Regions from separate parts of the Homo sapiens genome. Here region 1 is linked to region 2. Evidence: chromatin loops called from intact Hi-C (ENCODE). Cell type or tissue: MCF 10A. All regions are shown on one strand.

Region 1 (8,000 bases), 1.8 Mb before region 2:
GTGGCTGAACTAATTTACATTCCCACCAACAGTGTATAAGTGTTCACTTTTATCTGAAGTTTCACCAAATCTGTTCTTTTTTGACTTTTTAATAATAGCTATGCTGACTGGTGTGAGATGGTATCCCATTGTGGCTTTAATTCGTATTTCTCTGATAATGATATTGAAGATTTTTTCATATATGTTTGTTGCTTCTTATGTCTTCTTTTGATAAACATCTATTCATGTTTTTTACTTGGTATTTGTTTTTTATAGATTCCGGATATTAGACCTTTGTCAGAAGCATAGTTTGTGAGTATTTTTTCTCATTATGTAGGTTGTCTGTTTACTCTTTTGATAGTTTCTTTTGCTGTGCAGAAGCTCTTTAGTTTAATTAGGTCCCACTTGTTGATTTTTGTTTTTGTCGCAAATGCATTTGGGGACTTAGCCAAAAATTCTATGCCAAGACCAATGTTGAGAAGGGTATTTTTTGGTTTTCTTCTAGGATTTTTAGAGTTTAGATCTTAAATTTAAAACTTTAATTCACCCTGAATTAATTTTTTGACTATAATGAAAGATAAGCAGTTTCATTCTTCTGAATATAGGTATCCAGTTATCCCAGAACCATTTCTTGAATAGGAAGTCCTTTCCCCATTGCTTGTTTTAGTTTGCCTTGAAGATCAGATGGCTTATTTCTGAGTTTTCTCTTCTGTTCCATTGGTCTATGTGTTTGTTTTTGTACTGGGACCATGCTGTTTTGGTTATTTTAGCCTTATGGTATAGTTTGAATTCAGGTAGTGTGATGCCTCTGTCTTTGTTCTTTTGCTTTGGATTGCTTTGGCTATTTGGGCTCTTTTTTGTTTTTATATGTTAGAATAGTTTTGCTAATCCTGTGAATAACATTGGTAGAGTGATAGGAACAGCATTGAATCAATAAATTACTTTGGGCAATATGATCATTTAAATAATATAGATTCTTATAATCCATGAGCATGAAATGTTTTTCCATGTTTTGTGTGTGTTGACTCTGATTTCTTTCACCATTGTTTTGTAGATCTCCTCGTGGAAATCTTTTATCTCCTTGGTGAGATACATTCCCAGGTCTTTTCTTTGTGGATATTGTAAATGAGATTGTGTTCTTGATTTGGTTCTCCCATGAATGTTACTAGTGTATAAAAATGCTACTGATTTTCATACATCGATTTTGTAGCCTGAAATTTTATAAAGTTATTTATCGATGCTAGTAACCTTTTGGCAGAGTCTTTAGGGTATTCTGGCTATAGAATCATACTATCAGTGAAGAAAGATAATTTGAGTTCTTTTTTTCCTATTTGGATGCCTTTTGTTTCTTTCACTTGCCTGATTGCGCTAACTAGAATATTGAGTATTATGTTGATTGGGGTGGTAAGAATGATCATCCTTATCTTGTTCCAGTTCTCAAGGGGAATGTTTCCAGCTTTTAGCTATTCAAAATGATTTTGACTGTGGATGTGTCATAGATGACTTATTTTTTTGAGGTATGTTCCTTGGATGCCTAGTCGATTGAGGATTTTTATCGTGAAGGTATACTGGATTTTATCAAAACTTATTTCTACATCTATTGAGATGACTATATCATTTTTGCTTTTGATTTGTATATGTGGTGAATTACATTTATTGATTTACATATGTTGAACAAGGAATAAAGTTTACTTGAACGTGGTGTTTTAACTTTCTGGTCTGCTGCTGGATTCATTTTGCTAGTATTTTACTGAGGATTTTTGTGTTTAGGTACATCAGGGACATGGGCCTAAGGTTTCCTTTTTTTGTTGTGTCTCTGCCAGATATTGGTATCAGGTTGAGGCTGGCTTCATATATTGACTTAGGGAGAAGCCCCTCCTCCTTGATTTTTTGGAATAGTTTCAATAGGATTGGTATCAGTTCTTGTAAGCCTGATACAATTTGGCTCTAAATCCATCTGTTTAATGGATTTTTGTTTGTTCGATTGGTAGGTTGTTTATTATTAATTCAATTTCAGAACTCAATATTGGTCTATTAAGGGTTTCAATCTCTTCCTGATGCAATCTTGGGAGATGGTATTTTTTCCAGGAATTTACTCATTTCCTCTAAATTTTACAATTTATGTGCATAGAGTTGTTTGCAGTATTCTCTGAAGATCTGTTGTAGTTTTCTGGTATGAGTTGTAATGTCATCTTTGTCATTTAACATTGCACTATTTGGATCTCTTCTGTTTTTGATAATCTAGCTATCATTTTTTTTTTGAAGGAACAACTCTTGGTTTAATCAATCTTTTGTATGGTTGTTTGCATCTCAATTTTTTCATTTCATCTCTAATTTTAGTTGTTTTTCTCCTGCTAGCTTTGGGGTTGGTTTGCTTTTTGTTTTCTAGATACTTTAAGTGTGATATTAGGTTATTGTGAGATCTTTGTAAGTTTTTGATATGAGCATTTAGCATTATAAACTTTCCTCTTAACATGGTTTAGCAGTGTCCCAGAGATTCCAATATGTTGTATCTTTGTTCTCATTAATTAAAAAATTCTTGATTTCTTTCTTAATTTTGAAGTTCCCTAGGAATTATTCAGGATCAGATCATTTAAATTCTGTATATTTGTGCAGTTTTGAGAGATGTCCTAATGATTACTATTTTTACTGTACTATGGTCCTAGAGTGTACTTGCTATGATTTAAAATTTTTTGTATTTATTGAGACTTGCTTTATGATCAAATATGTGGTCAATCTTAAAATACCTATCTTAAAATACCAATCTAAAATGTGTGCAGATGAGAAAAATGTATACTTTGTGATTTTTCAGTGGATTGTTGTGATGATGTCTATTAGGTCGAATTCATCTAGTGTTGCGTTTAAGTCCAGAGTTTCTTAATTTTCTGCCTCAATGATCTGTTTAACATGGTTAGTGGGCTGTTGTAAGTCTCCACTAGTATTGTGTGGCTGCTAAGTCTTCACAGAGGGCAAGAACAACTTGTTTTATGGATCTGGGGCTCTAATGTTGAGTATATATATTTAGGATAGTTAAGTCCTCTTTTTGGATCATACCCTTTAACATTATATAATGGCTTTTTGTCCTAATTTTTTATCATTTTAAAATCTATTCTCTCTGATATAAGAATGATTCCTGTTCTTTTTAATTTTCTGTTTGCATGATAGATCTTTCTCCAACCCTTTACTTTGAGTCTGTGGGTGTTGTTACATGTGAGATGGGTCTCTTGAAGACAGCAGATGGTTGAATCTTGTTTTTTTTTTTTTTACAGTTTGCCACTCTATGTATTTTAAGTGGGGGCATTTAGTCCATTTGCATTCAGGATTAGTATGGATGTGTGAGATTTTCATCATGTTATTGCATTTTTAGTTGGTTGTTATGTAGACTTGGTTGTGTATTAGCATTATACTGCCTGTGGGCTATGTGCTTAAGTGTGTTTTTGGGGTAGCAGGTGTCATTATTTTAATTTGATATTTAGCACTCCCTTAAGGTCATCTTGTAAGACTGATCTAGTTGAAAGGAACTCCTTCAGCATTTGCCTATCTAAGAAGCATTTTATTTCTCTTTAAATTATCAAGCTTAGTTTGGCTGATATGAAATTCTTGGTTTGGAATTTCTTTTCTTTAAAGATGCTGAAAATAGGCACCTAATCTCTTCTGGATTGTAAGGTTTCTGCTGAGAGGTCTGCTGCCAGCCTGATGGAGGGTCCCTCTTTATATGACCTGATCTTTCTCTTTAGCCGATTTTAAGCTTTTATCTTTTGCATTGACCTTAGTGAATCTGATGACTATGTACCTTGGGGTTGCTCATCTTTTACAGTATCTAGCCAGGGTTCTCAGTATTTCTTGAATTAACATGTCAAACTCTTCAGTGAAATTAGGGAGTATTTTGTTAACTATCTCTTTAAAAATATTTTCCAAGTTGCTTATTATTTCTCCTTCTCTCTCAGGAATACCATGTGTCATAGGTTTGGTCTCTTTACATAATCTCATATTTCAGGAAAGTTTCGTTCATTTTTAAATATTTTTATTTTGTCTGACTGAATTGATTCAAAGAACTGAGCTTTGAGCTCTGATATTCCTTTCTCACCTTGTTCTATTCTGTTCTTAATACTTTTGATTACATTATGAAATTTTTGTAGTTAATTTTTCAACTCTAAAAATTTGGCTTGCTTCTTTAACATGGTTATATTGCATTTCAGTTATTGGATTGTTTTACTGTATTCCTTGGATTCCTTCTATTGTCTTTCAACTTTCTTCTTAATCTCAATAAGCTTCTTTGTCATCTCGATTCTGAATTCCATGTCTGTCATTTTAGTCATTTCAGACTAGTTAAGAACAATTGCTGAGGAGTTAATGGATCCATTTGAAGGTAAGGGAACATTCTGGTTTTTTTTTTTTTTTTTTTTTTTTTTTTAATTGTCAGAGTTCTTGCGCTGATTCTTTCTAATCTGGAAGGGGATGGTTTTTTCTAACTATGGTATAAGTTGAGTATAGTCAATTAGCTTTATTTCTGGATGTTTTCAGAGGGACAAAGCTCTATACAGGGTCTTTATTAGTGGTTGAATTCTTGCCTTTGGTTTCACAGGGAGATATATTAGCAAAATATTTTTGGTGTTGTAGTTTGGGCTGTAATCCAGTAGATGGCACTTAAGAGTAATGGGTGGTTGGTAGGCTCTTATCTGTCAGCTTCTCTATTTCCTCATCCATCCTTATCCATGGATTCATTTGCATCCATGCTCTGCTATGCTGTGGAAAGCAAGATGACCCCCTCACCTAGTCTGCTCCTGGGCCTGGGGGGATTCCCCTCCCATCACTGGCAGTGCACCTGTATTTTTTTTTTTCATTGTTAGGTATCTGGGCAATGGGGCTCCCTGGGCAGAGGTCAAGTCAGGGAAATAGGCCACACCCTTTCCTGGCTGGACTTGTGAGGAGAGGCATGCCCAGCTTCCACTCCAACTTAGGAACCTATGCATCTGACACCTCTCAGTGCTGTGAGAGTGTGGGGTCCTTTCCTGCTCAAGTGCCAGCCACAGATACCAGCTTGGTACTCCTGAGCTTAGCAGTTCTGGGCCTCCACGATTGACTGGTGGCTTCATCCTCTGGACCCTCCAAGTCAAATTCTGGATGCAATGGGGGATCTGAAGTACTCCCAGGCCACTGGGAACATAATCAGGTGAAGCAAAACACCCAGGCTGAGTAGCAGGGGCTGCTCTGTGCAAATGCTCCTGCAGGATGGCCAGACAGGGGACCTGGGAGGGGCTGGTGGGCAGGAGCACCTACAGAACAGATGTACCCTAGTCCCTGGATAAGGTCTTTTATTTTTATTTTTTTGGCTATTCTCTTCCCTAAGCCGCAATAGGTTTTCACAAGAGTAATTTTTGGTGGTCTTCTTTAAGCAGCTCAAAGTTTTTGGAAATAAATGAGATAAGGAGAAAGAACCCAGACAGAGTTTCATACCTATCCTATAGCAGCTGTTATTTCTCTTTTCCAAGTTCTACATGACAAGGGAGGCCTTCTTAAGAATCTTGTCAATCTTATTTGTCAGCACTTGTTTTGGTATATGAAAAAGAGTCTATGAATAGATGTAAATTTCCCTTGTTTATGTGACCATCAGTTTCTATTTTTCTCACTAGTTTTCATTCAGTCTTTAGCAATATGTTAAAATTTTTAATGGAATTTCTTTTACTGATACCTGCTGGAGTTAGACACAAGTAATCAAGTTCTCATCTCCCTTGTCTCATTGGAAACGCCAGTCTTCACTTAGATTTTAGGTTGTTAATCTGTGACCTTAGAAAAATAACAAACTTGCAGATTATCTGGCATTATTTTTGCTTTTAAGAGTGGATTCAGTGTTCTTTCCAGCTTTCTACATACTAAGTGGAAGACAGAACCCAACATTTTTGTTGTGCTTTTTTTTTTTTTTTCCTACTGTCTATTCCTTTCACAGCCATAGTTTCTACCATGACATGGTGAGAGGGACTGGCTAACAAGAGCTGAATAAATTGTGATAACCAAGAAGAACACCTTGGAAGCTGTTTACAGGATGGATCCTTTTTCTGACACACACAGTAGTAGGACAGTTTTACTATCTCTGCCTTTGTGGCTGATTGTTGATTGTTTACCTTTTAAGTTAAAGTTTTATTCTGAGATCATTGTAGATTCATTTATAGTTGTAAGATATAATACAAAGAGCCCATGTTCCCTTTATTCAGTTTCTCTCAAAGATAACCTTTTTCAAAACTGTAGTGTATATCACAGTGAGTATACTGACATTGATACAGCCAAGATACAAAACAGTCCCATGTGGTCATTAGTTTTTGACTCAAAGCGTTCTAACGTTTTCTAATTCTTTTTCCAGAATGAGTCTAGTTTTCTTAGCAAAGTCTAGTTCTGGTTCTGTACCTGTTTCTGATTTGTGCATGTCCATTCAATTGGTGACAAATATCTGGAGATCTGATTTTACAGCCTATGGGATGATGTCAATTGGTAGCATAAAATAAAAATTATCCAGTTATATTTTATGGATTATTAAATTATATATTTATTTTTCTTGAGGATTGTTGTACCTCTATCTTCAGTATGGTATAATTTTCTTGCCAAGCAGAGCTCAGATAACTAAGTGTATGTATATATACAGGTATACAAAGTACTTGCTATAATGGAGAATGGGATGTGTATCTTCAAGATCTTTACCACAGCCAAGCAGTGATTTTGTGCATGTTGTGCCTTTTTGATTCATGATTGTTGTTAAGTCTGATGTTAATAACACAGCTGTGTGTAAATGAAAAAAAAATTATTAACAATAGAAAGGTCATTAAAATTTTATTTTTTAATTTATTTTAATTTATTTATTTTTGAGGCAGAGTCTCACTCTATCACCCAGGCTGGAGTGCAGTGGCATGATCTCAGCTCACTGCAACCTCTGCTTCTTGGGTTCAAGCAATTCTCATGACTCAGCCTCCTGAGTAGCTGGGATTACAGGTGCACACCACCACGGCTGGGTAATTTTTGTATTTTTAGTAAAGATGGGGTTTCACCATTTTGGCCAGGCTGGTCTCAAACTCATGACCCCAAGTGATGAGACTGCCTTGGCCTCCCAAAGTGCTGGGATTACGTGCATGAGCCACCATGCCCGGCCTCCATTAATATTTTATATTGGTCTGTTTATAATTGTACTACTTTTGGGTATATGACCAATTTTCTAACTCACACATGCATGACCTGCTCTCTCTCTTCCTCTCTGCCTGTCTGTCTGCCACTCTCTCTCTCTCTCTCTCTCTGAAAACTCTGAGGTATGTTAATCATATATTTCTGCTCATAATCTGTGCATTTACTAAAGACAAACAAATCTACCATGAAATGAGAGAAGATGTATTAGCCAAGTAACAGTTTTTAGCTATATTGAGGTATAATTGACATATAATTGATATAGAAATAGCTATAATTGAAATAGAAATAACCCAGAAATTAAACCCAGCTATAATTGAAATAGAAATAACGCACACACATACAGTCAACTAAACTTCAGCAAAAAACAAGAATATACAATAAAGACAAGAAAATTATTCTGGCAAATGATGTCTGGAAAACTGAATATTCACACTCAAAGAAAAGAAATTGAACCCCTATCTTATGCCATACACAAAATCAACTTAGATAATTACAGACTTAAACCGAAGACCTGAAAATGTAAAAATCGTAGAAAAAAACAGGGAGAAATCATCATGACATTGAACTCAGCGATGATTTCATAGATATGACACTAAAAGCAGTAAGAAACAAAAGAAAAAGTAAAATGGGACTCTGTCAAATTCAAAAGCTCCTCCACATCAAAGGACACAATCAACAGAGTGAAAAAGCAAACTATGGGTTGATAGAACATATTTACAAACTGTATATCTGATAAGGAATGCAAATGGTCAATAGGTTTATAAAAATGTACTCAACAGCATTAGTCATAAGGAAAATGCAGATCAAATGATATCACCTCACACTTGTTAGGATGGTTTTTAGTTTTTTAA
Region 2 (8,000 bases):
TTTTCTAACAACTCTGGTCCTGACTACTTTCTCTTGTTTCTGGACCCCTGATACTTGCACTCTTGTTTATCACTTTGTTGCTTCATTATACACTGTCATAATCTCAGTTTGTTTCACAAAGAATGGCAGCACTAAACACAGAGTGAAAATCTCACTTCTTGTTTCTACCATAATCATAAATTGGCATTAGAGTCTCAATGGACAATTGCTGACAGAAATAGAACCAACATAACCAAAAAAATATTTTAAAATGTATAGTGTCACAAAAGAATTCATTAATTCAACTTTAAATTAATACAACCGGGCCAGTTGTCTACGGAAATGGCTGGAGCCTAATTTGTGTTTCCTGTCCTCTATTGTGTCCGATTCAATAGCACAGGGAGTGTCGGCGTCATAATATCAGCCCAGATTCAAATTAGGAAAACAGGATCCACCCTGTGTTGTCCACATATGAAGGAGTTTAAAATAGAAAATTAGGCACTTATGCTACCACTGAAAGAGCTAGGAGCGCTAAGGTCAAAGAAGCTATCACCAACAGTCTCAGCTTGATTTGCTAAATTGGATGGTTCCTATTACTCTCTAGGGAACTGCTGTGAACCTCATGTCTATTCAGGTGTCAGCCTGTGACTATTTCCAGGAAATAGTGGCTTCCTCTCATCCACTTTCCAAAACACATGTGAGTGGTTTTCATTGGCACATTTTAATTTGAACCAAATGGGGAAGAGCATTCTAGAAATTAGAATTTGCTTTGTCCTCTACTGTCATTAGAAGAGGAGATATGTGAACAGGGTGGTGATGCAAATTTGGTAATAAACAATTCAGTAAAGTCACACAGACCAAATACAATAAATAGAATACAATTTGTCCTCCGCTTTGTAGAATGCCCCACTTATACAGTCATACTTAACCCGAAGTTTTTTGCAAACAACACACAGAGGTGCCTTACCCTCCAGGGCTTCGGAAGTATCAGCTCTGTCCCCAGTTGTTGATGTAGCCACTTGGAATCCTTGGCCCAACAGTTCTTCAAATTCCCTACACTTGTTTCCAATATTGAAGATACCCAGGATTAAGACCTAAGGCTTCTAACACCCTCTCTAGTCAGTGGCACATGTCTAGGGTCTCTCAAAGATCTTAGTGAGGCAGACACACTGGAATCTTCCCCACAGTATTGTGGACATTCTGGCCTCACTTTGTGCACTGTAGTGGATTCATTGATGAACCCCAGAATTTAGGGTGGAGCCATAAGAGTACAATCCCCAAATGAATTCTGCAAGTACACGAGACACTACACACCTCCTCACAGTGACACAAACAAGCCCAACATGTGCTGAACAGCCTGAACAATTCCAAAAAAAAAGGCTACACATATCAAACTCCTATCCAGTGCCTGAGACAGACTACCTCTCCAATCAATGCTTCAGAGAGGAATTTCTCTTCTATCCAGTGCCGAGGAGGCACCAATCTCATCCCTAACAATGATGCAGAGAGACAGACGCCCCTTCCATGATGCTGAATACGCTGTGGCCTTGGCCATCCCATGCTGCAAATGTTGTCTCCTCCTCAATCTACTTTTTGAGACCCTCTCTACCCTCCCCCATTTCTAATACATTTGAACCTTTCCATTCCAGTTCTGCCTTCATTAGGGCTACAAAAACCCTCACCCCTGGCTGGCTAGTTCTCTAAATTCACCGGCCTCTCTCCTAAAGAGTTTTATTCTGTACTGTCCACAGGTTGTGTCCCACCACAACCATTTATCAGCCATTCCCCCAGCTGCAGAAACCTGGCTCTTCTCATATTCTAGGCTGCAGACAAGCCTGCCTCCCTCCAACCACACCTGCAGGCTCTCTTACCCTTGTCCATCCCCTGATGATCTCCCTCCTTCCCCAACTAGGCAGAAATTAAACAGAACTTCAAAGTACTGCATTGCCAAGAACTACAGAGGAACCTATCACTGCCATTACAGTGCTACAGACACCTCCCCTCTCCAACCAATGTGTCAAATAGACTCAGCCTCCCCCATCCATTCATCCATTAAATAGGAGCTACTCTCTTCTTGCCATCCCCCATTCATTGCTCTAAACAGTATCTTCTGAGCATACGGTATAGGAAACACCCTGGTTTTCTCAGGGCACATTGAGACACACATTGGTTTTTTCTTTTCAAGTTGTAGATGTGAGACTTAGGAAAGATCACCAGACTAATTACATAAAAGCCATTTGCAAAATCTTCATTGCCTATTAAGAACATACTAATTCAAGGATGCCCTCAATCCAGATTCTGCTTACTGTCAACCTTATCTTTTACTTTTCCCATGGAATTCTATGTGGCCGTATTAAAGTGTACTCCAAAACACATACAAAGCTAACTGTAGCTGACAGAGTTCCTTGACTGCTCAACTTGTATTCTCTTTTTTCATTACCCTTCTGTTTCTTCCTGGCCAACAGATCTCCAGGTGTGTTTAGGTGACATTATACCCAGATCTGGAGAATGGCTCATGATTGGGCTAAGAGAGTAAGGAAACCCCATATACTTTTCCCACTGGTTGGTCCAGAGGAGGTGTAAAGCCTAGTTGTGGCCAAAAAGATGCGAGAAAAATAAGCTAGGAGGTACCTGAAAAGATTATTCTCCCTGAAAAAGAAAAACAAAAAAGAAAAGAAAAGAAATGAGATATACTAGAATACCCCTTACCACATTTTTACCCTCCAGCTCTGGATACTGTTCTGTGAGTCCCAATAGCTGGGCAGTCTATATGAGCCTCTGGAATTAATAAATGCCTTTCTGGAGATATCACATTGATTTGGCCAGTTTTTAAAATAATTTGAAACAACAATTGGTTGTAGGTAGTCAAGAGAAGATTCAATCCCAAAATAATCCTTTAGAGTTCTCTTTGGAAGAAATCAATTAGAACAAGATTGAGATGGAATTTAAGTTAAATAAATGCAGGAAACATGAGGGAGATTAGTCACTTGGGCTATTTTCCATCATAAGAGAGCCAAATGTAGCCTTAAACAAATGTGGCATTTTGTTTCTCCATCTGTAATATTTGTTTAATTTAAAAAAGAAATACTCAGGGTATCTGCATTCTAGTGTGCACTCATGCACTCTCTCTCCCTCTCTCCCACCTCCTCCCTCAATATTGCCCTTAGAATTATCTTAAAATTGGAGGAGGGGGACAGGAGGCAGTTGTCATGGCATAAAGATGCTGAAGTAAAATTAAACTTCTGAACCCATCGGAGCTATATTTGCCAAAAGTACTTGAGAAACAGAAAGATAAAAATCATGTGAAGAGATTTTTTTTTAAGAATTCAATGTAACCTCTTGCTTTCCTCAATGTTTGAGTCATCTACAGAACAAAGAAATCTAGGTCTTATCTGTGAGAGCTTTAGACCCAACTAGATTGTAATCACAGCAACCCCGGGATTTTGCATAGTTTCTTTCTACTACCCTGGTATGGCTAATAAATAAGTTCAAACAAAACAGCCCAGGAAAGCATTGAATTAAATTATACAGTACCATTTCTCCAGGTATTGAGCTAAAGAGAATGGAGCTAAAATTGCCCTGCTGTCTTGTCATTACCCTATTTCTAATTCTGTCATTTTCTTTCCAAAAATCTCACGCATTTTGCAGGTTCTCTTAGTAGATCTGTTCCATGAATGAGCAACTGGACAGTTCTCAGTCACAGTCTGGTGGTTTATTTGTGAATACACAGAAACAGCCAGAGAGAGAGGCAGGAGCAGAACTCTCACTTCTGTCATCTTGGTATTTGTAGCTGTGCTCATGTTCCAAAGCTACGAGGTTAGGGAGAAGGAGGAAAGAGAAGAGAAATTGGAATCTCCATAAAAACACTGCAATTATCTTGAACTTTCCATATGCAGACCTTTATGGACTTCTATGGTTGAAAATAAATTCTTTATTGATTTCACTGTAGTAATTTACAGCTCCAAGGTAATCAAATTGGTGGATAACTTGGAATAGTCTTAGACTTATGCAACAAGAAACAAGCACAGAAATGCATTTTCGTTAGTAATATCAATCTCAGAGTTCCTAAAGCAGATATGCCTTGTTTTTGGCAAGTATCTGCAGAGATAATCATTCCAGGTGGCACCTTCAAGACCAACAGAGAAGGATCCCTAGGAAGAGAGAAATGGAGAGTAATGTAGAGCTATTGCCATCTAGTGGCTCATAACAGAGACATCAGGTGCCTTTTCACATGAACAGAATTTTTTTCAAAGGCATAAATATTTTGTGATTTTATTTCACTGCTCTTTGCATGTATATATGGATTAAAACTCATTTAAAGAATTCATGGATGCTTATTTTTATATGAGAACAATTCCAACCTCTAGCCATGTTGAAATTTTCATTCATTTATCAAACATTTATTGAGCCTAGCCAGGCCTTGTGCTTAACACTAGGGACACAGAAATGAGCCATTCTCAGAGCTCCTGTTTCAAGTTGCAGTTCAAAAGCTATGCCCAGTTGTTCTGGAATTCATGTGTGATCCAAGTGCACCCCTGCATATTTAAAAAATTCTAAATAGACAGATGGATACACATATAAACACAAACATACATAAGTTAATACAGCACTACGTATTATGCACAGTACAAATCATTTACCAAAATACACCTTTCTACAAAGAATATAAGAAACATGAATTAAGATTATTGAAGCACTTCAATTATATTTTTAATCAAGTAAAAAATCCGTATTCAAAATCTTACTAAGTTTATTATAAATATTTTTAACATTGTAATGTGATGGACTATGTTCCATCATTTAAATGAAATCTTGGTTTAATGCTTTATGATGCAGAATTGAAGGTCTGATTCTCTTCATTGTGTTTTGATATTTGGCTTTGATGACAGTGATAGCTACAAAATACTTCTCAAGAGATCTATGGATCCAAGAGATACACCACTATCTACACTTTCTGAATCATGATATTAATTTCTTAATCCCACTGACAACATTTCTTGTTCACTTGTTAAAATTTAACAAATTCCCTCCTCCCTAATGTCGAAATCAGAATTTAAAAATATTTATTGAAGTTTTACTTGCTTTTTGATTGACAAATGAGAACTATATATGTATTGGGGATACAATGTGATGTTTTGTTATATGTATACCTTGCGGAATCAGACTTCTGGTGAATGAATCAGAAGGGATTTCATTTTAATATTTTCACTGAATGGCCTTAAAATCTGCTGAAATTCTTTATTTAGAGGATCTTAAGACAGGTTAGAGAATTCTATCTCAATTTTATTTTAATCTAAGATATGAGAAGTTTATAAGAAATGAGACATATCATCTTCGACAACGACGATGCAAACGTTTCCGAATATCCATTTTGAACATTCTTTCCCCATTGCAGGATTAAAACCAAAGCAAATAGTTACTTTCTCACTCATTGTCAGAATGTCACCTTTACCTTGAAAGGAGACAATAAGTGTCTTTATCTTTTCTGAAGATCTCTGTTAGACAGTAGTGTATTGACAGCTACTTGTCATTACAGAAAAGGTCAGGAAATTTGGAACTCTTGTCATTTAGTGTAAGAAAAATGTTATTCTTTTATTTCTTTGCCAAAAGATAACAGGAGATCTGTGCTGAACAAAACAAAAATAAAAACAACACATAAAATAGATTTATATGATGCCATCTTGTGTCAGTATTATAACATTCCAGTATTATAAATATTTTACTCTTTATGATACAAAATTCATAAATCCTGTGAGAACTGCTCTATGATGCACTGAGCATGAACGGACATGTGAGTGTGCAGCTGTCAACCCCTTTGAGTTGTGGAATTTATATTCTTCCCTCAGGATACAACTTATACCTTAAGTGACACATGGCCCAAGTGAGGAAGCCACTGCCAATCATATATATTACTAAAGCATAATTTTTAGGCTATTCTATAAAAGTGAGTATAAATAGCTGGTTTTTTGTTTTTGTTTTTGTTTTTGAGACGGAGTCTTGCTCTGTCGCCCAGGCTAGAGTGCAGTGGCCTGATCTCAGCTCACTGCAACCTCCACCTCCCAGGTTCAAACGATTCTCCCGCCTCAGCCTCCCAAGTAACTGGGATTACAGGCACCCGCCACCGCACCTGGCTAATTTTTGTATTTTTATAGAGATGAGGTTTCACCATGTTGGCCAGGCTAGTCTTGAATTCCTGACCTCGCAATCCACCTGCCTCAGCCTCCCAAAGTGCTGGGATTGGCATGAGCCACTGCGCCCGGCCATAAATAGCAGTTTTAACATTTCCTTCCCTTCATCACTTTGGAGATCTTTGGGAGGCCTTTGTGTCATTTCAGGTTTTAATGTTCTGTCCTCTGCCCTGAAAAGCAAGAACTCTCAGGAGCCTTCATATTGGTGGTAGTTCCAAAGTAGAAACTGTTGGTTATGGGGCCAGTTCTGTGTAAGTATAGTTGGGTACCCCCAAAGACCTAGATGTGTCTGCGGATAGTTGGCTGGTAGTTTGTGCGCCACAGAAGCTAATTTTAAATCTCCGTTAGCTCCCAGTAGCTTCTATACCTTCCATTGGGAGCTCACAGAGACTGGCTCAAGGGAGCACAGCCTCCTCTGGGAAGCAGCCTCCACTTAGAGAGCAGGCGTCCTCTGAGGCTGCTCCAGGCCTCTCTGGGGTGCTGTTTTAGATTCCCTCAGCCAGACTTTCCTTCATTCAGGGTATCTTAGTGTTACACACCTCATCGTGAAGAAGGAGCCTTGTAGGCTTAGGCTTTTGGGCCTGCTCAAGCTGCAGGTCCTATGGCAGAATTAGAGCCTGGCAACTCAGGAGCATCGGTAAAGCTGACAGCCCTTGGGCTCTGGAAAGAGCAAGAATCTGAGCACCCTGGAGCCCTGCACATCTGATAGTGCCATCCCAGAGAGCCAGTAGGAGATGGGGAGAAGGCTTAGGGCATCAGGACTGCTGGTGGAGGCAAATGTTGGATTCCAAGGCTTTTTTCTGAGTTTGGAAATGAAGTCCAGCCCCCGCACACTGGGGAGGATCCAAGCCACGTTTTATTTTATCTTCTTCCAGTCTTGTGGACCAAAGCTAGCAGGATTAACTGCATCTAGCAGCGTTAGTGGATCAGGGATTCTAGTTAAATCCCATCTCTATTCCTCGTAGATACTTTCCAGGAATCAAAGCAAGCAGAAATGTTTCACTTAGGTTTTTGCAAAAGGGCTGTAGAATCAAATATTGGGCAATAACTTTATTTCTAATAAAAGATATGGCTATTGCTTCAAATTATTAATCTATCCCCACAAAAGTGTGATATATTTGTTCTATTTCTGTGTAAAGATGACTGAATTGTAATATTTTGATTTCTGATGACTTTGTTTATGTCAAAAATAGTTGGAGAATCTTGCTGAAGGATGGAAAATACAAGTCACATATATTGCCACTTGTCTACTCTAAGCCCATGGCAGGCGTCACTACTTAGCTATTCCTTTTGTGTGGTGCTTTTTGGGATCCTTCCAGCATGGCCAGCATGAAACTTAGTCTATATAAGAGAGGTAAAGAATTGTTACCTTACTTTATTGTCTTTTAAAAATGTTTTCTTATGAAAAATTCTCACATACAAAGAAAGAGAACGGTATTATGAGCCCCCAAGTACTCATTACTGTTTATCAGAAAGTATTTACAATTTGAAAGTTCATTTCGTCTATTCAACTTCACCCCATGCACACACAAATATACATACATATATATAATATATTATTTTAAAATACAATTAAATATAACATCAAGTTTCCAGATAATAGCTGTTCAGAAAATTAATTTTTGAGAACCCTCTTTGTGCCCCTGCCCTCATTCAAAGATGATGATGAAGGCTCCTGTAAAACTGTATGTTCACATAGGCTTCTCCTGCCCTTAGAACATTCGAGAAGAGCTGGTAAATTTATCCTACACCGAACTTCAAAGTCCTGTGGCTCTGGAGCTTTTGTACCAGGCTCTGCCATCTGAATCTCAGCCTGCATTCCAGCCCCAGGGT

Evidence for each region. A loop is a pair of places that touch in the nucleus more often than their neighbours do. Peaks named below come from ENCODE experiments on the same cell type or tissue, not always from the same donor. Only the 100,000 strongest peaks of a DNase experiment are listed, where the experiment ranks them.
Region 1: a loop joins it to region 2, with 6 times the contacts of the local background. A loop is called at or near these places in 4 of 110 quality-filtered maps.

The regions. Positions count from the first base shown.
Region 1 is chr9:102,627,141-102,635,140 of GRCh38, forward strand. All of the region lies in intron 3 of LINC00587 (long intergenic non-protein coding RNA 587), which reads left to right. Among named protein-coding and RNA genes, the nearest start is that of LINC00587, 110 kb to the left of the region's middle. In MCF 10A, a CTCF peak has its summit at 4,618 (motif pointing right); no DNase peak of the experiment used is centred here.
Region 2 is chr9:104,382,483-104,390,482 of GRCh38, forward strand. No RefSeq gene overlaps it. Among named protein-coding and RNA genes, the nearest start is that of OR13F1, 120 kb to the right of the region's middle. In MCF 10A, a CTCF peak has its summit at 4,184 (motif pointing left); no DNase peak of the experiment used is centred here.